Regions from separate parts of the Homo sapiens genome. Here all the other regions are linked to region 2. Evidence: read pairs that join two places in POLR2A ChIA-PET (ENCODE). Cell type or tissue: Panc1. All regions are shown on one strand.

The links. Peaks named below come from ENCODE experiments on the same cell type or tissue, not always from the same donor. Only the 100,000 strongest peaks of a DNase experiment are listed, where the experiment ranks them.
Region 1: POLR2A ChIA-PET joins it to region 2 with 10 read pairs; 6 of 35 experiments call an interaction of 5 or more read pairs at or near these places.
Region 3: POLR2A ChIA-PET joins it to region 2 with 21 read pairs; 13 of 35 experiments call an interaction of 5 or more read pairs at or near these places.

What each region holds. Positions count from the first base shown.
Region 1 is chr1:27,201,436-27,209,435 of GRCh38, forward strand. It overlaps the pseudogene CHCHD3P3 and the pseudogene NPM1P39. Among named protein-coding and RNA genes, the nearest start is that of WDTC1-DT, 29 kb to the right of the region's middle. In Panc1, no CTCF peak of the experiment used is centred here; no DNase peak of the experiment used is centred here.
Region 2 is chr1:27,000,690-27,008,689 of GRCh38, forward strand. It overlaps TRNP1 (TMF1 regulated nuclear protein 1), which reads left to right. Exons shown (of 2, transcript NM_001013642.3): 2 at 1-197. TENT5B (terminal nucleotidyltransferase 5B) reads right to left here. Exons shown (of 2, transcript NM_052943.4): 2 at 4,331-6,268. The coding sequence ends at 5,255. Among named protein-coding and RNA genes, the nearest start is that of TENT5B, 8.2 kb to the right of the region's middle. RefSeq lists enhancers at 1,107-1,710, 1,428-1,587, 3,138-3,782, 5,071-5,714, 5,715-6,358 and 2 more. In Panc1, no CTCF peak of the experiment used is centred here; no DNase peak of the experiment used is centred here; H3K27ac peaks cover 3,126 bases.
Region 3 is chr1:26,888,471-26,896,470 of GRCh38, forward strand. GPN2 (GPN-loop GTPase 2) reads right to left here and starts at 1,813. Exons shown (of 5, transcript NM_018066.4): 1 at 1,216-1,813; 2 at 499-655. The coding sequence starts at 1,626. It overlaps GPATCH3 (G-patch domain containing 3), which reads right to left. Exons shown (of 7, transcript NM_022078.3): 3 at 5,766-5,940; 4 at 4,919-4,978; 5 at 4,200-4,321; 6 at 3,941-4,068; 7 at 2,018-2,756. The coding sequence ends at 2,540. RefSeq lists enhancers at 974-1,851, 1,207-1,376, 1,887-2,156. In Panc1, no CTCF peak of the experiment used is centred here; a DNase peak (open chromatin) is centred at 1,828; H3K4me3 peaks cover 2,269 bases; H3K27ac peaks cover 2,823 bases.

The DNA of each region.
Region 1 (8,000 bases), 200 kb after region 2:
TCGAAGGTGACCCGGCGGGTGCTGGTGGTCCCACCCATGGCTCCGGTTCCTGCCCCAGCGGAGACCTAGCGCGGAACCACGAGCACTTCGGGGCCCCCGCGCCCACACGCGCATGGAAGGGCCTGGATTCTTTTCCCGCACGGCGGGAGCAAGGCCACGGCCCCTACTCACTGTTTCAATGAATTATGTACCTTGGTATCCTGGACAAGGTCCCCAATATGAAGCAACTATGTTGTCTGGGTAAGTACCCAGGGTTCATCATCTCACACCAAGAAAATTTAGGATATGGACACACATGAGGAGTTTAGGAGCAGAGGTTTAATAGGCAAGAGAAAGAGAAAGAAAGAGAAAGGAAAACAGCTCTCTCTCTAGTGAGAGAGGGGGGACTTCTGAGAGGAAAAATCCCCCTCTTTTTTTTTTTTTTTTTTTTGAGACGGAGTCCTGCTCTGTCACTCAGGCTGGAGTGCATTGGCGCAATCTCAGCTCACTGCAACCGCCACCTCCCAGGTTCAAGCGATTCTCCTGCCTCAGCCTCCTGAGTAGCTGAGTAGCAGGCAGATTACTTGAGCTCAGAAGTTCAAGATCAGCCTGGGCAACAACATGGGGAAACTCTGTCTCTACCAAAAAAAAAGTAGAGATGAGATCTTGCTATGTTGCCCAGGCTGGTCGTAAACTTGAACCAGGGAGGCAGAGGTTGCAGTGAGCCAAGATTGCACCACTGCCTTCCAGCCTGGGCGACAGAGCGAGACTCTGTCTCAAAAAAAAATTATTTCACTTTATCTCCAGTATTGGCTTACAAGTTATACCTATTTTTAAATTTTCAGTGGTTACCCTAGGACTTATAATGCATATATTTAACTTACCACAGTCTACTTTCTTTTTTTTTTTTTTTTTTTTTTTTTTGAGACGGAGTCTCGCTCTGTTGCCAAGGCTGAAGTGCAATGGTGTGATCTCGGCTCACTGCAACCTCCGCCTCCTGGATTCAAGCGATTCTTCTGCCTCAGCCTCCTGAATAGCTGGGACTACAGGCATGTGCCACTACACCCAGCTAATTTTTGTATTTTTAGTAGATACAGGGTTTCACCATATTGGTCAGGCTGGCCTCAACTCCTGACTTCGTGATCTGCCCGCCTTGGCCTCTCAAAGTGCTGGGATTACAGACATGAGCCACCGCACCTGGCCCAGAATCTACTTTCAAATAATATTAAACCATTTCCCATATATTGCAAGAACCTCACAACAATATACTTCCAGTTCCTTCCTACCAACTTTGGTACTCTTCTTAATCTTTTTCTTTTTTTTTCTTAAGATGGGGTCTCGCTAAATTACCCAGGCTGGTCTTGGACTCCCGGGCTCAAGCAGTCCTCCCACCTTGGCTTTCCAAAGTGCTGGGATTACAGGTGTGAGCCACTGCGCCTGGCCAATTATTTTTTAAAGAGATTAAAAATAAGAATAATGGGCTGGGCGTGGTGGCTCACACCTGTAACCCCAGCACTTTGGGAGGCCAAGGCGGGTGGATCATCTAAGGTCGGGAGTTTGAGATCAGCCTGACCAACGTGGTGAAACCCCGTCTCTACTAAAAATACAAAAATTAGCTGGGCGTGGTGGCGCATGCCTGTAATCCCAGCTACTCAGGAGGCTGAGGCAGGAGAATCGCTAGAACTCGGGAGGCGGAGGTTGCGGTGAGCCGAGATCGTGCCATTGCACTCCGGCCTGGGCAACAAGAGTGAAACTCCATCTCAAAATAAATAAATAAAAGAATAATGTTTTTCATCTTTACCTTGTATTTTTACCATTTTCAGTACTCTTCATTTCTTTGTGTAGATCCAAGTTCTGCCTGGTATCATATACCTTCTGCATGAGGAATCTCCTTTACCTTTTCTCATTGTAGGTCTGCTGACAATGATTTTTCCCAGCTTTTGTTTGTTGCTTGGTCAACTTTCAGCCACCCCTGCACACTTGCACCCCAGCCGAGCTCCTTCCCCATGCTCCCGCGTCTCCCACTGTGGTAGACTGCCTTTGCTTGTTCCTTGGTGCTGGGCTCCTCAGGAAGTGGGATGGGTTTCTCTGTTGTCCTGACCCAGCCTTCGTCTTAGGCAGACTCAATACATCCGGGACTTAGGCTGGAGCCTTCTCAGCATTCCTGCCCCTCCTCCATGTATTTCTGGTTATCTGCAGTGTTAGCAGTTCTCAGCTTATTATTGCTGTAGGATCCTGGGTCCCAGATGGTTTCCAGCCCCCCTGAAAAAGTAGAGGGTTTTTGCTTCTACCCTTCCCCCAGGTGCAGTGGGTCACGGAGTGAGAGTGTTTCCTACCCACCCAACACCAAAGGCAAATGAGTTTTGCTTCTACTCCTTTCTAGAAGCAATAAATCTTTGCTGAGCTGTGGCATGAGAGGGTCTGCTTTCCCTCCCGCAGACAACTTTGTCCCCTTTAAAAGCAGCTTGTGGGACTTCATGCTCATCCCTCAACTGCAGCCTACTACCTGCACACCCGTGCCACTGAGGGGGCTCTCTCTGGTCTCCTGCCCTGCCTCCAGTCTTGTGAGGACCCACTGGAGGCCCATGGAAAAGAATTTGGAGTGAGTGCCAACTCCCCTTGTGTCTAGGCCCCAGTCTGTACCAAACTGATATGCTGGCGCACACTTGGTGCTTAAAACATTTTTTAAGCTTTAGTTGACTTTCTTTTACTCACTTGAATGGCAGCCACCACATTCCCCCATGCTCTGACAAAGGTGATGCAATTTGTGTGTTCCATCACATCTGTGAGAGGCTTGTATCTCTTTGAAATTCAATTGATTTGGTTGCCTTGCAACCTTAGCTCTCTGATGAGCTCAAGAAAAATTAGGACTTCATAAATTATCTGCCTTTTCCTCATTGTTAAGGGAGGAGCAATGTTCTTTGCCACTTTCTTCATTCCAGGTGACAGTGGAAGCCTAAAATCTTTCTTGAAACTTACTTTTTATTACTGAACAACATATCTTGGATATCTTTCATGGCAATAACCAGGGATTTACATAGTGTTTCAGTACTACCTCGGCTGCAATGGGGTACCCTACATAGGAATATTTTCTTTTTTTTCTTTCTCTTTTTGAGACAGAATCTCGCTCTGTCACCCAGGCTGGAGTGCCGTGGCACGATCTCGGCTCACTGCAACCTCCGCCTCCCGGGTTCAAGAGATTCTCCTGCCTCAGCTTCCCAAGTAGCTGGGATTACAGGCACATGCTGCCACGCCCAGCTAATATTTTGTATTTTTAGTAGAGATGGGGTTTCTGCATGTTGGTCAGGCTGGTCTTGAACTCCTGACCTCAGGTGATCCGCCCACCTCGGCCTCCCAAAGTGCTGGGATTACAGGCATGAGCCACTGCTCCTGGCGGGTTTTTTTTTTTTTTTTTTTTGAGACTTTTTTTTTTCTGAGACTTTTTTTTTTGAGACAGGGTCTCCCTCTGTCACCCAGGCTGGAGTGTAGTGGTGTGGTCTCGGCTCACTGCGACCTCCGGCTCCTGGGTTCAAACAATTCTCCTGCCTCAGCCTCTGGAGCAGCTGGGACTACAGGCGTGCGCCACCATGCCCGGCTAATCTTCGTATTTTTAGTAGAGACGGGGTTTCACCATGTTGGCCAGGCTGGTCTTGAACTCCTGACCGCAGGTGATCTGCCCGCCTCGGCCTCCCAAAGTGCTGGGATTACAGGCGAGAGCCACCACTCCCGGCTAGGAATATTTTCAGAAATAATTCCCAAACCCTCAAGGATGGGTCCATCTCTTGCTGCATCCGAGCATTTGTGCCAGGCACTGTGGGGCAAAGCATTCGTCCACTCACTTCGTAAGTATTTACTGAGAGCATCCCATGCACACGTATCTACCAGGCTAGCTGCTGGAGATTCTATAGGCAGACCTGGTCGTGGCCTTCATGGGGCTCAGAGTATGGCAAAGCAGATAGTGGGGAAAAACATCACAACAGATGTGGTAAGTGTTACAAAAGGGAAGTAGAGGACACTGTGAGAGATTATGACTAGGGAACCAACCTAGCCCTGTTCAAGAAAGGCCTTCCTGGCCAGGCACGGTGGCTCATGTCTGTAATCCTAGCATTTTGGGAGGCGAAGATGGGTGGATCACTTGAGGTCAGGAGTTCGAAACCAGCCTGGCCAAATGGTGCAACCCATCTCTACTAAAAATACAAAAAAAAAAAAAAATTTAACGGGGCATGGTGGCGGGTGCCTGTAATCCCAGCTACTCGGGAGGCTGAGGCAGGAGAATTGCTTGAACCCGGGAGGCAGAGGTTGTGGTGAGCCAAGATCGCACCCCTGCACTCCAGCCTGGGTGACAGAGTGAGACTCCATCTAAAAAAAAAAAAAAGAAAGGCCTTCCTAAAGAAGAAGCATTTTAGCTGAGAGCTGCAGGATACTTAGGACTCAGCCAGGCAAAGAGAGGAAGTGTTCTAGTTATAATGGGTGCATACCAAATTTCTCCAATGCTTATTGGCATAAAACAGCCGTTTATTACAATCACGAGTTCCCTGGGTCAGGAATTCAGGCAAGACACCACAGGTGGCTTATCTCTGCACCAGTGTCTGGGGACTATCTGGAGCACTTAAAGGCAGAAACCTGGAATCATCTAAAGGTGGTGGTTGATGTCCGCTGTTGGCTAGGGGCCTCAGCTCCTCTGCACGTGGGCTTCTTTGAGTGATCGCTCCACGTGGGCCAGTTTGGGCTTCCTCAGCACAGGACTAGGTTCCAAGGGCAAACATCCCAAGAAAGAGACTCAGGCAGAAGTAGTATCACCTTTTATGACCCAACTTCAGTAGTCACTCGGCATTCTGTCTCCTGCATTCTAGTTGTTGAGGCGGTCAATAAGAGTCCCATTCCATTTCAAGGGGAGGGGAAACAAAAACAGACTCCATCTCTTGATGAGGAAGCGGCAAGATTCTGGAATAGCAGAAATATTGCCATGGCCGTTTTAGGAAAGCACAATCTACCACAGAGGGAAGAGTGTTTCAGTGTGGGAGAATGCTTCAGCAAAAATCTTCCGGTGAGAGAAGGCAGGGCCCACCCTAAGACAGAAAAGAAGCCTGGTAAGGCTAGCCAAGAGGAGACTGGTAGAAAATGAGGCTTACGAGGTCAAAAACCAACATCCTCATTCTTGGGCTGAGGAAGTGTATCATCTTAACAGCTATGGTGCCTCCCTTCTATTTAATGCTTTATAAGCGACAAAGCGATGCCTCAGTTCTTTCCTCATTTGTTTCAAACAACAGTCCTGTGAGGGACGTATGCTTAGCCCTATAAAGACGAAGAAACTAAGCATCAGTGACATGAAGTGGAAGGCAACACAGTGGGGCAGGACTACTCACAGCAATTTTAGGTGTCACATGGATAAACATTTTACATGTTAATAGTTAATGTCTCCTGGTATGATTCCATCCTGAGCGGCTGTTCTCTTGAGCAGCGTTCATTTATCTCCGTCTGCCTTCTGTCCCACCTAAGTGTGTGCCGCCACCCAATAGAAGATTCGATGGACATGGACATGAGCCCCCTGAGGCCCCAGAACTATCTTTTCGGTTGTGAACTAAAGGCTGACAAAGATGATCACTTTAAGGTGGATAATGATGAAAATGAGCACCAGTTATCTTTAAGAACGGTCAGTTTAGGGGCTGGTACAAAGGATGAATTGCACATTGTTGAAGCAGAGGCAATGAATTACAAAGGCAGTCCAATTAAAGTAACACTGGCAACTTTGAAAATGTCTGCACAGCCAACAGTTTCCCTTGGGGGCTTTGAAATAACACCACCAGTGGTCTTAAGATTTAAGTGTGGTTCAGGGCCAGTGCATATTAGTGGACAGCACTTAGTAGCTGTGGAGGAAGATGCAGAGTCAGAAGATGAAGAGGAGGAGGATGTGAAACTCTTAAGTATATCTGGAAAGCGGTCTGCCCCTGGAGGTGGTAGCAAGGTTCCACAGAAAAAAGTAAAACTTGCTGTTGATGAAGATGATGATGATGATGATGATGATGATGATGATGATTTTGATGATGAGGAAGCTGAAGAAAAAGTGCCAGTGAAGAAATCTATATGAGATACTCCAGCCAAAAATGCACACAAGTCAAATCAGAATGGAAAAGACTCAAAACCATCATCAGCACCAAGATCAAAAGGACAAGAATCCTTCAAAACACAGGAAAAAACTCCTAAAACACCAAAAGGATCTAGTTCTGTAGAAGACATTAAAGCAAAAATGCAAGCAAGTATAGAAAAAGGGGGTTCTCTTCCCAAAGTGGAAGCCGAGTTCATCAATTTTGTGAAGAATTGCTTCTGGATGACTGACCAAGAGGCTATTCAAGATCTCTGGCAGTGGAGGAAGTCTCCTTAAGAAAATAGTTTCAACAATTTGTTAAAAATTTTCCATCATATTTCATTTCTGTAACAGTTGATATCTGGCTGTCCTTTTTTTTTTTTTTTACTTTTGTTTGGCAATTGCAAAATTTATTTTATACAGAAAATATTTCACTTAATTTGAATAAAATCTTTTTTTCCATTAAAGTTTTTTTTAATTTTATTACTATTATACTTTAAGTTTTAGGGTACATGTGCACAACGTGCAGGTTTGTTACATATGTATACATGTGCCATGTTGGTGTGCTGCACCCATTACCTCGTCATTTAGCATTAGGTATATCTCCTAATGCTATCCCTCCCCCCTGCCCCCACCCCACCACAGTCCCCAGTGTGTGACGTTCCCCTTCCTGCGTCCATGTGTTCTCATTGTTCAATTCCCACCTATGAGTGAGAACATGCGGTGCTTGGTTTTTTGTCCCTGCGATAGTTTGCTGAGAATGATGGTTTCCAGCTTCATCCATGTCCCTACAAAGGACATGAACTCATCATTTTTTATTGCTGCATAGTATTCCGTGGTGTATATGTGCCAGATTTTCTTAATCCAGTTTATCATTGTTGGACATTTGGGTTGGTTCCAAGTCTTTGCTGTTGTGAATAGTGCCACAATAAACATACGTGTGCATGTGACTTTATAGCAGCATGCTGCTATAAAGTCACATGGCTGTCCTTTTTATAATGCAGAGTGAGAACTTTCCCTACCGTGTTTGATAAATGTTGTCCAGGTTCCATTGCCAAGAATGTGTTGTCCAAAATGCCTGTTTAGTTTTTAAAGATGGAACTCACCCTTTGCTTGGTTTTAAATATGTATGGAATGTTATGATAGGACATAGTAGTAGCGGTGGTCAGACATGGAAATTGTGGGAAGACAAAAATATGCCTGTGAAATAAAACTCAATATTTTAATAAAGTAAAAAAAAAAAAAAAAGTTAATGTCAGGCCAGGTGCGGTGGCTCATGCCTGTAATCCCAGTACTTTGAGAGGCCATGACGGGTGGATCACCTGAGGTCAGGAGTTCGAGATCAGCCTGGCCAACATGGTGAAACCCCATCTCAACTAAAAATACAAAAATTAGCCGGGCGTGATGGTGGGTGCCTGTAATCCCAGCTACTTAGGAGGCTGAGGCAGGAGAATCGCTTGAACCTGGGAGGCGGAGGTTGCAATGAGCTGATATTGAGCCACTGCACTCCAGCCTGGGCAACACAGCGAGACTCTGTCTCAAAAAAAACAATAACTTGTACAACTTGCGACCTGTGTCCTGTGAGCTGCATACGGCCCACAATGGCTTTGAATGCGGCCCAACACAAATTCATAAATTTTCTTAAAATATTATGAGATTTTAGGCCAGGCACGGTAGCTCATGCCTGTAATCCCAGCACTTTGGGAGGCCAAGGCAGGCGGATCACGAGGTCAGGAGTTCGAGACCAGCCTGGCCAAGATGGTGAAACCCCGTCTCTACTAAACATACAAAAAATAGCCAAGTGCAGTGGCAGGCGCCTGTAATCCCAGCTACTCGGGAGGCTGAGGCAGGAGAATCACTTGAACCCAGGGGGCAGAGATTGCAGTGAGTTGAGATCACACCACCGCATTCCAGCTTGGGTGACAGTTTTTTGTTT
Region 2 (8,000 bases):
CCTTGCTGCCTTTCCTCTGTGTCTATTATGGCTCTTTAAGTTGACGGTTCCTGGAGCAGCTTGTATTTAGTTTCGTTTGGCAGTCTGGCCCTGTTGACTTTGATTTGCAGACCAATTCTCCCTTGACCTGACTCACAGCCGCCTGCTCTTACCCCCCTCCTCAGGAAGTCTTCCTCATTAAAGGATGTGATGACGGAGCTCAGGGATGAGAATGCACATGTGAGACTGTGTGACACCAAGGAGGGTTGTGCGAACTGGTGACAACATGGCAGCACCATGGCCTGTGGGGGTTGTGTGACTAGTGTGACTGTGCTGGCGACCATATGGACCTGTTTTGTCAGTCGGTGTCTAAGCAGGAGATGGCACACTCAAACTGGGAAGTGTTTTAAACATAGGCTATTCTGGCCTGGCATGGTGGATCACACCTGTAATCCCAGCACTTTGGGAGGCTGAGGCAGGAGGGTTGCTTGAGCTCAGGAGTTCGAGACCAGCCTGGGAGATCCCTGCTCTATAAAAATGAAAAAATTAGCCAGGTGGGGTGGCACATGCCTGTGGTACCAGCTACTTAGGAGGCTGAGGTGGGAGGATTGCTTGAGCCCAGGAGGTCAAGGCTGCACTGAGCTGTGATCCTACCACTGTGCGCTCCAGCCTGGGCAACAGAACAAGACCCTATCTCAAGAAATAAAACAGACTATTTCCAAAGGCGTGGGCTGGGCTTAAGAAACTAACAAGGGGCTGGGTTTGGTGGCTCACATTTGTAATCCCAGTACTTTGGGAGGCCGAGGCAGGCAGATCACCTGAGGTCAGGAGTTTGAGACCAGTGTGGCCAACATGGCGAAACCCCATCCTATTAAAAATACAAAAATTAGCCAGGCGTTGTTGTGTGCACCTGTAGTCCAAGCTCCTTGGGAGGCTGAGGCATGAGAGTGGCTTGAACCTGGGAGGCGGAGGTTGCAGTGAGCTGAGATCGCGTCACTGCATGCCAGCCTGGGTGAGTGCTCTCCCCCCTCCACCCAAAAAAAAAAATGTAATGGGATGGTTCAGCAATCTGGGGCCAGCAACAGTGAGAAGCCTTTGCAACTCCTGAGTCTGAGGGTGAGGAGAGGTCACTGTGTGGAGTGGGGCCCCTGACAAGAACCGTGACCTTTGGTTGAGAGATGTGGCCAACCATGGCAACCTGGTAGAGAGGGAACAAAGAGAATAAATATCTACTCCTCCCTTAAGTCTCCTTAAGACGCTGGGATGTCTCATTGGCAACCCAACAGGAAGCCGGGGAACAAGGGAGCCATTGATGCAGTCCACAGATGCCAGCCCCCAGGGAACAGAGCAGAAGTGTGGCGAGTGAAAGCGGAAGGGCAGCATATCATGTAACTGTCTGAGGCTATGCCTTGTTCCTCAAAGTCCACAGCAACGCTCCTTCCCCATCCGGAGCTCCCACAACCCTCGGGTCTGAAGGGGTGGGTGGACTGTTGCTTGGAGAGCACAGTAAGGTTGGAAGGTAGAGGACAGGGCTTTTCCCTCTCAGCCTTTGCATTGCTGGCTCTGAGTCCCAGTTCCTGATTCCTGCCTGTCCTGGTGTCTTAGGTAGCTGCAGGAACTGTCCACAGGAGGAACCATGTCAGCCACTGAGTCGGTGTTTTTCTCACACTCAGAAACGCTGCACCACTCCCAAACAAAACCACAGGCGTGCTGCTGCCATCATGAGCCCTGGACAGTCATCACAAGCCATAATTACTGTCACATGTATATCAAGAAAACATACATCTTGGCCAGGTGTGGTGGCTCACGCCTGTAATCCCAGCACTTTGGGAGGCCGAGGTGGGCAGATCACGAGGTCAAGAGTTCGAGACCAGCCTGACCAACATGGTGAAACCCCGTCTCTACTAAAAATACAAAAATTAGCTGGGCATGGTGGTGGGTGCCTGTAATCCCAGCTACTCAGGAGGCTGAGGCAGGAGAATCGCTTGAACACGGGAGGCAGAGGTTACAGTGAGCTGAGATCGCACCGCTGCACTCCAGCCTGGGCGACAGAGCGAGACTCCGTCTCAGAAAAAGAAAAAAAAAATGTACATCTTGCCACACTGCTACACTGTGCCATAGTCACATATAAAATGACAAATGTCACAGTAATGTCAAATTATGCCTTGTCACATACGTACAGGAGACAACTGTCACAATCATGTGAAATCACAGTGCAGGAGCAGGATGGAACAGAGGTTAACAGCAATGGCTCTGGATCCAGACAAACCTCTTTGACCTCTCTGGTCTCAGTTTCTGTCTGCCAAATGGAAATGCTTTCTTTCCCCTTGTGGAGTTGTTGCAAGGATGATTTGGGAGATCATGATTGGGAAGACCTCAGCATAGTGCCTGCTGGAGTGAAGCCCACCAGGAATGGTGGCTGCTACTGTGAATAACTGTCTCACACGCCCCCACTGCCTCAGGCCCATGCGTGTGTGCAGTACCAGCACCTGGACGAGGCCTGCCAGACACCCTCAGGTACATGTGCCACAGTGCATGCACATTCACAGGCAAGCTCTCTGCCTGGAATGCTCTTTCTCTAAACATCTTCATGCCCACCTCCCACCACCTTTATGTCTTTGTTCAATCAAATATCACCTTTCAATGAGTTGCACCTGACTTTTTTTTTTTTTTTTTTTTGAGATGGAGTCTCGCTCTGTTGTCCAGGCTGGAGTGCAGTGGTATGATCTCAGCTCACTGCAACCTCTGCCTCCCAGGTTCAAGCGATTCTCCTGCCTCAGCCTCCCGACCAGCTGGAATTACAGGCACACGCCACCATACCCAGCTAATTTTTGTATTTTTAGTAGAGATGGGGTTTCACCATGTTGGCCAGGTTGATTTTGAACTACTGACCTCAAGTGATCTGCCCACCTCAGCCTCCCAAAGTGCTGGGATTACAGGCATGAGCCACTGCGCCAGGCTCCTGACTTATTTTTCAATTTTCAAAACCCAGCATTTCCAGTCCCTTACCCTGCTATATTTTTACATATCACTGATCATCTAAGACCATACGGTTCGGTTTATTTTCTATCTACTCCGTTAGAATGTAGTCTTCACAAGGACAGGGATTTTGTCTTTTGTTTGCTGATGTATTCCCAGCACCCAGAACGGTGTCTGGCACATGGTGGCTGAATGCAGTGTATACACACATGTACCAAATGGGTTTCTCGCTTTTTCAGCCCTTAACTAAACAAGCACATCCAGGTGAACTCCACCCCCCAGCCCAAAAAGGTAAGTCTGTTGTGTTTACACTGTGAGCCTCTCATGCCAAGGCTGAAATAGCCAACTCAGGAGGTGAGACAAACTTAGTCCTTCCCATGACCATAGTTGGGTGGTCACAGCTGGGATGGGGGTGGGAGCTGGTTTTAGTCACCAAGCAAAGAAAGCCTTTCTGTTCACTTTCCAGCCATTTTGAGCCCAGCAGCACAAGGGACTCAGAGCAGGTGAGGTGGCTGGACTCACCCTGGTGACCTGGGGCCTCCTCTGCAGCATTGTTTTTTCCACCCTGGCCAGAACCATCAAAGTCACCACTTCAGAGGCCCCTAATGAGGCTGAATATGTTAAGGGCTTTGCAATCCCTGGATCAAAGAGTCTGGGCAAACAGCAGGCAGCGTCCAGGCCCATGACTGACTGGCTGATACTCTGAGGGCGCAGCATGCTAGGAACTTGCGGCTGACACTCCTAGACAGCCTGGCATGGCCCCATGTGGGTTTGGGAAGGGGAGACCCTCCCCATCCAGGGGATCTGATTAGAGCGAGCCAGAGCACACCCATCAGTGCTCGGGGCAAGGGAAGGAGCTGGAGGACTGAGGGAGCCTCTCCCAAATAGAGGCCCTACCTGGGCTCAGGCTTAGGGGGAACCCTACAAGTTCCCCAGTCTCAGCCACCTTTACTGGAGGGGCCTCCAGTCCAGATTCACCCAGCCTGTTCTCTAGCTGCTCCCTTGGAAGAGACGGGGTAGACAGAGCTGGGAACAAGTACCCCTGAGCACCAGAGTCTGAGTCTAGGCCCAGAGCTATTTGGATTCCAGGTAGAAAACATAAAAATATTTACTCCTTAACAAGAGCCCTAGACCTGCTAAGGCAACGTGCAGGTCACACATGTAGACAGCAGCTCTTAATATACAGCTGGTCAGGCTGCGGCTGGGGTTGGGAGAAGGAGGGGCAGTCCCCCAGCCATAGCCCAGGCTTCAAACCCCGCCCCCGCAAATGCTCCCTTCCACAGTACAAGCCAGACTCCAACTGGGGGAGGCAGCTGCAACCCCCACTGCTACGGAAGGTCCTTCTTTCCCCAGAGGAAGCATGGCACTAAGGTTCAGTGTAGACCGTCTTTATTGGCAGGTGTTAAGAGTGCAAAATATCAACAAACCCAGGGGAATACGCAAGGGGGTGGGAGTATGGCTCCCCTACCCCATGTGAGAGCCCTGTAACCAAGCCAGTGGGGTGGGAACGTTGACTTGACTGTGGCAAATTCAGGCTCAGCACCTTCCAAAGAACAAGCTCCCAGGCAGGAGGGCTCCTTGCAACACAAGGGGGAAAGGAGTGGCACCCTGGAAGGGGCCTGGGCTGCGACCCACCCTGGGCTGCTTGGCTCCTGTATACTGCCCACCTCAACCCCTCAAGAGGAAGGCTTCACAGCTGGGGGTATGTAGTTCAGAGAACCGGGCTAAACCCAGCCCTCCCCAAACCCAGGTATCTGCCTCGGGCCTCAGTTTCCCTCCTCCCAGTGATTACCCAAGTTGGCCCATCAGGCCCTGTAGTGGCCCAGCCTGATCCAAAGTGACAAGTCCCTGTAACATACCATGTATCAGTCAGTGTGTGGGCTGCAGGCCCTCCAAAGCTGCTGGGATCACCACAGGCTGGCCTTAGTCAAAAAGACCCTCTTAGACCATGGGAATCAATCCAAGGTGCTGGGCATTAAGGCTACCACCCCAAACTTGCTTTGTCTCCTGAAGGAAATTGACTTCCAAGACAAATGGCGCCTGCACCCCACCGGCATGCTGGTCCAAAAGTGTGATGCAATAACCAAAGGGTCCTCCTGCTGAGAGCCCCAGGCTGGCATTAAGCCCACAGGGGCCTCGTGCTCGGGAAAGTCTGGTCTGTTCAATCAAAGGCCCAACCCTGCAGTGCTGGGCCTCCTGGCACATTCTGCGCCTCTGGTCATGTCCTCCACACACTCTTGGAGGCCCCACCCCACCCCGTGAGGCCCAGTCCCTTCCCTTCTGGCCAGGGTCTGAGTCAGTTACAAGGCAGCCAGGTGGGATAGGCGTGAGCCAGGAGAGGTTGCACGGGGGTCACGTAGTAATTGACAGTGGCTGGCACAACCCCGTCAGTGCCTGGAGGGCGCCAGGCCAGGGCGGCAGTGGCAGCTGGGCCCTGCTCAGCCAGTGCCTGCAGCGCCAGTGCGGCAATGAGGTCCAGCGTCTGGCGGCGCTCGTGGTTCATGAGGCACACGGTGCTCTCGTTGACCACCCGGTGCAGTGTCACCAGGCAGGCGTAACGGCGGGCTGCATCTGCCCCACCGAAGTGGGCCTCCAGGTAGCGCTCTAGGGTGCGCCGCTGCTCCACCAGGTCTGGAAAGTCGATGAAGAAGCGGGAGCACATGTAGCGCTGCAGGGCGCGCACATCGGTGCTGGGCCGGGGCCGGAAGCCCCGCACCAGGAGGTGGCAGTACTTGAGGAGGCCACCACCTCGGATCTCCTCGGGACTGCGCGTGGCGATGACACGGTGCCGCAGGTGCTCCAGGGCCTCGGTGAAGTCCCCGTACAGGCTTTCGCCTGTGACCGTTGGGTGGAAGGCCTCAGACATGGGAGTGGACGAGCACTGGCCAAAGAGCAACAGGGAGTCCAGGATGATCTGGAAGGAGTCTATGCTGAATTCAAACTGGCGTCTCACCGAGTCCACAAACTTGAGCTCCACGTTCTTGCCGCTCTTGTTGGACAGTGAGATGAGGCTCCAGCGGTCCGAGTCTGTGCACACTTTCACCAGCTTCTGCACGTATGCCTCCTTGAGTGTCAGTGGCGTGATCTTGGCCCGGCTCACACCGGCCGGCAGGAAGTCTAGTAGGCAGGCCAGCACCACTGCCTTGGTCAGCTGGAAGGATGCCTCACTGCGCAGGTCCACCCGGAACACCAGGTCCAGATCCTTGTAGCCCAGGCCACTCTCAGGGTGCAGCACGTGGCTGGCAGCTGAACCATGCAGCCGCACACTGTGCACATGTAGTCCCTGCTCCTCCAGGGTGCTGCGGACCACCTGCAGGGGAGAGCAGGAAGGAGAGGTGTCAGGAGCGGGCCTCAGGGGTCCACCAAGGACTTCCGTTTACTTATCACGGTAACTTCAACCACTATTGGCCCCTAACCAGCTGTTATGCCTTTGGAAAATCATTTAACTTTTTTTTTTATTGGGTGGGGGTGGGGGGGTTGGGGGGGAGTCATTTAACTCTTTAAACCTAATCTGAGAATGGCCCATCTGGAGGAATGACTCAGGAAGAATAGCAATGATAATAGCACACATCTGCATAGAATTTACTAAACAGCAGGTCACTTAATCCTCACAATAACCCTGTGAGGTGGATACTATTATTCACACTTTACAGATGCAAAAATGGAAGTACAGAGGGGCCAAGTAACTAGCTCAAAGGCAAACAGCTGGTGAATGCAGAGCTGGGAATAAAACTCCGAGTCCAAGTCTTTTTTTTTTTTTTTGAGATGGAGTCTCACTTTGCCACTCAGGTTGGAGTGCAGTGGCGTGATCTCGACTCACTGCAACCTCCGTCCCCCGAGTTCAAGTGATTCTCCTGCCTCAGCCTCCCGAGTAGTTGGGATTACAGGGGCCTGCCACTGTGCCCGGCTAATTTTTGTATTTTTAGTAGAGACAGGGTTTCACCATCTTGGCCAGGCTGGTCTTTAACTCCTGACCTCGTGATCCACACACCTCCCAAAGTGCTGGGATTATAGGCGTGAGCCACCGCGCTCGGTGGTTTAAGTCTTAACCGTGCTATTCTACCTCTCAAACTGCTAGTAAAACAGTTCTGTATCAGGCACTGTGCTAACTGCTCAAACGTGTTGGGAATATGGTTAGCAGTTCACATTCATGACCACATTAACCCTCCCCATAATCCTACATTTGAGTATTATTTTGACTGATAGATGGAGGACCTCAGGTGCAGAGAGGTAAAGTCAAGGTCACAGAGCGGTCAGGCTGAGACCAGAACCCAGGTTAGTTGGGATTCTCAAGTTCACCTATGTCCTTTTGACTACAATGCACTCATCCTAACTCATCCTTACAAGGACCCAGTGAGGCAAAAATTATATACTTTTTTTGCTCTCGGATGAGGAAACTGAGGCTTACAGTGGTGAAACAGCTAAGGCTCAGTGAAAACTCTCAGCCTTCAGACAGTCCCCAGGCCTGATGGCACAGGACAGATAAACCTATAAGTGGTCCCTCCGCTGAGGTACCAGGTAGGGAGAAGAGTGAAGCTGGGGGTTGGGGACATTCAGTTTTCTCAGTAACCCAAAGTTGTCCTGAAAGTGACCAGGCAGCATTCCTGTCCTGAGTGATTCTGCAACCCTGCCTTGCTGCCAAGTCAGCACCCAGCTCCAGACCAGGCTGTTCTCCTTGCCTCCCAGGGAATTACTACAAAGAATGCACCTAAGTGCTGAGAAGGCAAGCTGTGGTGGGGCAATCAGAGGCGGGCGGCGCCCTCCAGGAAGACTTCCGGGAGGAGCAACTTTACCAGGGGAAGATATTGTCATGGCAATGGGAGGGTAAGCAACTGGCCACAAGGAACACGGAGAATGGGGCGTAAGCAGCTGGCCATCAGGAACACAGAGGGTGGCAGAAGGAGGCTAGGCATCTAATGAGTGCCGAGCACTGGACCTTGTTGCCAGAATCTATGGGGACAGGTGTCTTTTTTTTTTTGAGTCTGAGTCTGTCATCCAGGCTGGAGTGCAGTGGTGCAGTCTCAGCTCACTGCAACCTCCGC
Region 3 (8,000 bases), 110 kb before region 2:
ATGGCAGCACAAACTGACTAAGACAAGGCCTTTATTCCTACTAGTGCCTCTGCATAGAACAGTCCTCCCTTGGCTGGCTCCTTCTCACCATTCATGTCTCAGCTCAGATGCCACTGCTTCAGAGCAGAAGTGAGAAACTGAGGTCCAGAGAGATGAACTGACTTACCCAGACCACACGATGATTCAGTGGCAGATCCAGAATTTAAACTCATGCCTGTTTTACTCCAAAGCTCACTCACTTCACTCCCAAATATTCACTGTCGTATCACTTTAATTCCTTTGTAACACCTAACACCATCTGTAGCTCTCTTGTCTCCAAAATCTACAACGGTAACTAGCACAGAGTGGCACAAAATAAATGGGCAGGAGTTAGAACCTGCCTGTGGCTACTATCACCAGACCACGCAAGGCACCAGAGGCAGCTACCTTCAGCTGAGATGTCTGCTTCATTCTAGCCCAGCTGCTGCCCTGCTCTTCGCCTGGAACAGAAGCTCTTACCCAGCTTCCCATAATGCTCAATGAGGTCCATCTTGGAAAGGAGGTTGATGTGGGGCAGTTCCACGTGCAGCATGGTGGCCAGGGAGGTACACAGTACTGAAATGAACTTGGCAGGGTCTGTGCAGTAGTGAGAATCCACGAGGTGGACGGCAGTCAGCTGGGAGGGAATAGACAGGGTGAGAGTGGCCTGGAGAAACAGGGATCAGCATTCCCTCATGAGAATGAGGGCTTGAGGACAGAGGGGAAGCTTTCCCCATTAGTCTCCTGCCTCTGTTTCTTTCTAATAACCACCCTGGTTTCCTTCTCCCAGGAAATAGGAGTCATTTTTTTTTTCTTACAAGAGGTCTTGCACTGAGCCTCCCAGTGGGCAAGGGGTTTAAATCCCATGGCATCTGACTCCACTCTTTCATTTACTTTTGCCCACCAATTTACAACAATCTCCATGCCACTTTCGACATTAACCCCTTCCATACTTCCAAAATCGCCAAGTTGGCTACTAACACATTTTACACGTGAGGAAACTGAGGTTCAGAGTGATGAACTGACTTATCAACACCACACAGCCAGTCAGTAGCAGAGCCAGATTCTGAACTCATGCCTGTTTTACTCCAAAGCGACCCAGCCCCTACCTCCCTGTGTGACATGGGGGCGTGGCGTCTGTCCTCCCTGTCTCAGTTACTCCATCCGCAAAATGGGCCTCCCCGCCCTGAGACGCACCCTGAGGTCCCACTGCGCCATTTGGGAGAAGATGCTGCGCAAGGCGCCGTGATGCGTGCAGAGCTCCACCTGGCCTGGGCAGTCGAAGAGGAAGTAGTGGCCGCGGAGGGGGTCGAGCTTGGCACGCAGCCAGTCCAGGTTGGCTTCCAGGTACTCCATGCAGTAGAGCAGGCCGCCGTTGGGCCCCAGGCGCAGCGCGTCCATCACGTCGCCCAGCCCCACCAGCTCGCCCACGTCCACGGCACACTCGTACGGCAGCCCCTCGTTGGCCGGGTCCAGGTTCACCACCGCCACGCGCCGGCCCAGCGCGCGCAGGAACTCACTCATGCCCAGGCAGTACGTGGTCTTCCCTGAGCCCGGCGGGCCGATCACCGCCTGCCCGAAGGCCGTGGTCGGAGCGGCCCCTGCCATTGGCGGCCCGCGGCCCGGAGCAGGTCAACTCACAGGGAAAACGGGGCAGGTAGCCGCGCCGGAGACGAGACTGAGGGCGAGGGTCCCAGTACGTATACCTCGTTGGCGGCCAGCGTCACTCGCCTCAGGCGGAACAGCTGAGACCGTGTCGCGCAAAAGGAGATAACAGGCCGATACTAACTAGACTAACTCGACTTCCGGACAGCGTCGGAAACGGCGAGCCAACGAGAGGAAGTCCCGCCCTCACGGCGGGGACGAAGCTAGACGCCGAGGGGCGGGCGGCGCAGCCGCATTTCTCTCGCGGGTAGTGGGTCGAATGTGGGGTCTTTGCGGGAAAATCGCTCTCGGAATTTCTCTAACCTTCAGACTCGAATTAGAAAAGTAAGGGAGCTCCAGTAGTAAACGTCTTTATTCTTCCGTGACGTCGCACACCCAAGCCACCTCCCGCGGACTCTCCGCTGGCAGTCCCACCCAGTGAGGGTAGAGGCGGTGGAGGGCCCACCCAAGGCCGGCTCTTCCAAGCACCACAAATCCTCTCCTCGCCCAGGTCCCTTTCCCCCTTTCTGGCCTTCGTGGGGACACCTTCAGAGTCCCCAAGGAAGGCTGTGCTGATAGCCTCACTCAACCCAGCTTTTCAAAGTTCTGCAGGAGGCAAAGGGCAAGCCCAGAGATTAGGGTTAGAGACCAAAGACAAGCGGTCGTTACCCCTAATATCCAAGGGGAGGGGACGGGAGGGGGCTTTTTGTAAAAATGCCCCTGAGGTATAGAACCGGCAGGCAGGCAGGCTCGGAACAAAACACCCTGAACCAGCCACGAAGACTGCTGCTCCCAGACTCCTTTCTGCTTCAGTGGTAGATGAGGCCAGGGCAGAGGGTTTTCATCATGTAGCTATGAAAGGAAGCCCCCAACCCGGTCAGTCAGGCAATGAGGGGCTGTCTGAAGCACAACTGGAACCCCTCACAAAGGCCATGTCTGTCCGAAACTTCATGCTGGTGGGTGGCTGGCGGCGGAGCAGTGACTCCGTCTGGTCTTGGGGTAGAGGCTCATCATAGATGGTGGAGATGAGCCCCAAGCCATTTCTACGGGGCCTCTTCAGTTGCCCAAATGGCTGTAGCTTCTCTCCATGGTACCTGGATAAAAACGGGCTCTCAGTGAGAAGGCTGCTCTCAAACTCCAGTTAAAGGGGTTGGGAGAGGACGGGGAAGTAGTTACTACATATCTGGTTTGTCCAAAGACAGAGGCTTTAAATCTGGGTCTTTGTTCTCCAGCCCTCTTATCTATCCATTGACAGTGCCAGCAAGAAGGGGCCTCATATAAAATTTTCATTCTGTCACTACAGACTTCCTAATAGTAACCATCAAGTCCAAACTCCTCCAACAAAGGGTATGAATGATCTTGTTAAGCCTTAGGGCTTACTCTTTAAAAAAAAAAAAAAAGTCAGATTTACTTTATTTATTTATTTATTTCTGAGATGGGGTCTCACTATGTCACCCAGGCTGGATTGTAATGGCGTGATCTCGGCTCACTGCAACCTCCACCTCCTGGGTTCAAGCGATTCTCCTGCCTCAGCCTCCAGAGTAGCTGGGACTACAGGCGCATGCCACCATGCCCAGCTAATTTTTTTTTTTTGTGACAGAGTCTTGCTCTGTCACCCAGGCTAGAGTGCAGTGGCGCCATCTTGGCTCACTGCAACCTCTGCCTCCTGGGTTCAAGCGATTTTCCTGCCTCAGCCTCCTGAGTAGCTGGGATTACAGGCACCCACTACCGTGCCCAGCTAATTTTTTGTATTTTTAGTAGACACAGGGTTTCACCATCTTGATCAGGCTGGTCTGAAACTCCTGACCTCGTGATCCACCCGCCTCAGCCTCCCAAAGTGCTAGGATTACAGGCATGAGCCACTGCGCCCGGCTAATTTTTGTATTTTTAGTAGAGACGGGGATTTCACCATGTTGGCCAGGCTGGTCTCTAACTCCTGACCTCAAATGATCTGCCCACCTGGGCCTCCCAAAGTGTTGGGATTACAGGCGTGAGCTACCACGCCCGGACTTTTTATTTTTCTAACAGAGACAGTCTCATATGTTGCCCGGCTGGTTTCAAACTGGGCTCAAGGAATCCTACCACTTCAGCCTCCCAAAGCGCTAGGATTACAGGCTTGAGCCACCGTGCCTGGCCCAGATCCACTTTTTCCTCTTAACTGTTTTGAATTTCATCCCGCACGAGTACCCAGCAGCCATGCCAAAACCAGTGGGAAGAGGGAAACCAGGGCATAGCTGAAAGGCTTGGGCCCCCAGGGAAGTCCCTCAGTCACACTTACCCCAATCCACGCTTGCATCTGGGGTGTTGGCCATCACTATCCAGGGCCTCAGGCACCCCTGAGCACCTGCAGCCCAGGCCCTGGCCCTCAGCCCAGCCCTGCCGCTCCATCACCTTCCGCCCAATGCCCTGCAGAGTGAAGGGACAAGACTCAAGAAATGGGGCTCCTGCTGGGAGCAGGGAGAATGGGGATGGGAGAAGGAATTAAAGTAGAGAAGGAAAAGAGAGGGGTCCATGGGGTGGGCACAGTGCTAACTCACCTTGGTGTGGCGCTCAAAGGTGCCCACCTGGCGTTCGATCACAGAGCCATCTTCCTGTCCATCTCGGAGTCTCTGTTCCAGACGCATTTGGACAGAGTCTCGGGCATCCTTGTCTCCACCATCTGAGGAAACAGAGCTCAGTTTATGGAAGCGTCCCTCTCAAAGAAGGGGGAAGAATCAGGTTTCTAGGACCCCCTCGTAAGATTGACTTATTCATTTTAATAGTGTTCTGTATCTCTCTCATTAGACTGGGAGCTCCCCAAAAGTAGGAACCATGGCTCTCCCCAATCATACAGATGAGAAGATTGTGGTGCAGAAAAGTAACAGAGCCAACAAATGACAGAGAGAGGATTAGAACCCAGGTCTTCCCTCCCCTACTTGGCTATTTCCCCCACCCGGGTCATTTCCTCTTCTAAAATCTAAACCCTTACTAGAGCCTGAGCTTCTGACCAGCCCACCCTACCAGGGCCTGACCATCAGACCTAGAGCCCCTAAGGGCTATCTATCCCTCCTCCTCCTCCAAGAAAGGATGAAGGCTCTGTCCAAAACTAGCACTTAATGTACACAACCAAAGATGTTTTAAGAGGAACCCTCTCAGTGGGCTACCCCAAGGGAACGGGAACGGTACCCTGTCTCAGCCTTTGCTAGCTCTGGTAAAGTGTCACTGCAAGGCCAGGGCACCTGTTTCACCTCCAGTATTGCCACTCCTTGCCCAGTACCTCTGTCATAGTACACACTCATGTCCACATCCCAGTCATCGGCTGTCTGTTCATCAAAATCTGTAGGGACAGAAAAGCATCCAACAGAGTACATTAAGGACTCTCAGTTCTATTAAGAGTTAAACCTAGAGTTTTTTTGGCTTTTTTTTTTTTTTTTTTTTTGAGACAGAATCTCATTCTGGAGTGCAGTGGCATGACCTTGGCTCACTCCAACCTCTGCCTCCCGGGTTCAAGTGATTCTCCTGCCTCAGCCTCCCAAGTAGCTGGGACTACAGGTGCATGCCACCATACCCAGCTAATTTTTGTATTTTTCATAGAGACGAGGTTTCACCATGTTGGCCAGGACGGTCTCGATCTCTTGACCTCGTGATCTGCCCACCTCAGCCTCCCAAAGTGCTGGGATTACAGGCGTGAGCCACTGCACCCAGCGGGGCATTTGTTTGTTTTAGAGAAGGTCTCACTCTGTCCCCCAGGCTGGAGTAAAGTGGTGGAATCATAGCTCACTGCAACCTTGAACTCCTGGGCTCAAGTGATCCTCCTGCCTCAGTCTCTTAAGTAGTTCGGACTACAGGCATGAGCCATTGCACCCAGCTTGTTTGTATTTTAAGATCCTTCCTCTGGGAGGGTTATTCAGAATTTGTTGGGGGCGGGGCGGGGGGCATTTTCTCTCCATCTCACTGATCCCCACTCTTAAAAAGGATGATTGGTCTCTCGTATACAATAGAGGTCAGCCTGTTCCCTAGCCTTTTGTTTGGGCTCACCACTACAGAATCTACCGTGTGGAACAGGGAACCCCAAAAGAATGCAGCAGGGGTCACCCCTGCCTTTGCCTGGGTACCAGCATTACCTCCTTCTTCCTCCTGCCAGAACTGGGCATCAGTATAAAACACCAGGCCAGAGCCACCCTTCTCCCACTTGAGCTCAATCTCCTCCTCAAAGAGCTGCTCAGTGGTCCGCTCCTGCCCGGTCACGTCCTCATGCAGCGCTTCATGCCGTTCCCATTCCTCACCCCGGTCATCGTCCTAAAAGGCAGGGAGAGGTGATTTGCCTGAGCTTCCTGACCTCATGCCCCGAGGGAGGGAAGCTCAGGGCACAGGAGGCATGTGTGGCTAGCCTCAGCGCCATTCCTTCAGATTTCTCCAAGAAGCAGCACATATTTGGCCCCTGACCAACACGTCTCCAGCCCGATAATTCTCAACAGTTTGCTCCTGTCCCCACAAGCCTGACTCACCTCTGCGCGTTTGGCCATGTTGTTCCCTGCCTGAAATACCCACTTTCCTCTCCCACACCCTTCTCTTCTCCACTTGATTAAATCCTCCTCATCCCTCAAGTCATACAGCCTACATGAAGCCCCCCACATTTAGGCCCACAGCTCTCATACCAGTCTCTGAACTCCCAATGCTAATCAGTACACACTGGTTAGGCCTTTTTATGTCATATCACAAAGAAAGAATGGACAATAATGCTTATTGTCTCTGGTGTGTCAGGCCCTTCCCATAGCTTAGCTCCTTTAACCACTGCAACAACCCTATGAGATAAGTACCATTATTCCCATTCTACAGATGACAAAACCTAGGTTCAGGGGAGTAAAAAGTTCTTTGTCCAAAAGAGTACACTGAGGGAGCAGCAGAGCCAGCAATGCAAACCCGGGTGGCCACATCCAGGTGCAGCATCTCCAGATGCTGGTTCTTTCTCTTCAGGGAGATTTTAGGCTCTTTGAGGGCAGGAAATGGGTCTTAGAATGCCTTTGGAATCCTACACTAGCCCTTGGCTTGACGGGACTTGTGGAATGATACAATGACTCCTAGCTTGAAACCCTGTAGGCCTTCAAGTGCTGAAGAAAAGTCAGGATGGGGCCAGACGCAGTGGCTCACGCCTGTAATCCCAGCACTTTGGGAGGCCAAGGTGGGAGGATCCCTTGAGCTCAGAGGTTCAAGACCAGTCTAGGCAACAAGTCAAAACCCTATCTCTACAAAAAATACAAAAATTAGCCAAGTGTGGTGATGTGTGAGTGTAGTCCTAGCTACTAGGGAAGCTGAGGTGAGGATGGCTTGAGCCCAGGGAGTTGGAGGTTGCAGTGAGCTGAGATTGCACTACTGCATTCCAGCCAGGACAATAGAACCAGAGCCTGCTTAAAAAAAAAAAAAAAAAAAAAGGAAAGGAAGGAAGGAAGGGGAGAGAAGAGGAGAGGGGAAGTCAGGATGGTACCACACTAGGGATGTGGTCCAGATGTCTTAGCAATCTTGGCTGGGAGCTTTTTTTTTTTTGAGACAGAGTCTCACTCTATCGCCCAGGCTGGAGTGCAGTGGTGCGATCTCAGCTCACTGCAACCTCCACCTCCTGGCTTCAAGTGATTCTCCTGCCTCAGCCTCCCAGTAGCTAGGACTACAGGCACCACGCCTGGCTAATTTTTGTATTTTTAGTAAAGGTGGGGTTTCACCATGTTGGCCAGGCTGGTCTCGAACTCCTGACCTCAAATGATCCACCCATCTTGGCCTCCCAAAGTGCTGGGATTACAGGTGTGAGCCACTGCACCCAGCTGGCTGGAAGCTTTGAAACATGGGTGAATTACTTTTTACCCGGAGTACACATTTTTAAAAAAGTTTTCCCAACAAATCACACCTTACTTGATTTTATGGATGTGCAACCAAGTTTGGAGAAAGGAACCAAAGAAATGTCTATGTCACTAATGAAGTGAGAGTGGAGGCTACTGTTCAATCTGCTGACTCTAGGTCAGAAAATAGAGATGACTGTTCAGCCACATTATGACAGCACGCACAGGTTAGAGAAGAAGCAAGAACTGGGTTCATATCCCAGCTCTACCTCTATTTCCTGAGATGATCTTAGACAAGTCACTGCACATGTTTTGGTCAGCACATTTTCATCTATGAAAATGAACTCTCCTTATCTGGTCTTTCATGTGGAATTTTTTTTTTTTTTCTCAGCTCACTGCAACCTCCGCCTCCTGGGTTCAAGAGCTTCTGTGCCCGGCTGGAAATAATTTTTAAAAAAGAAAAAATGGGCCTGGCGCAGTGGGTCATGCCTGTAATCCCAGCACTTTGGCAGGCCGAGGCAGGTGGGT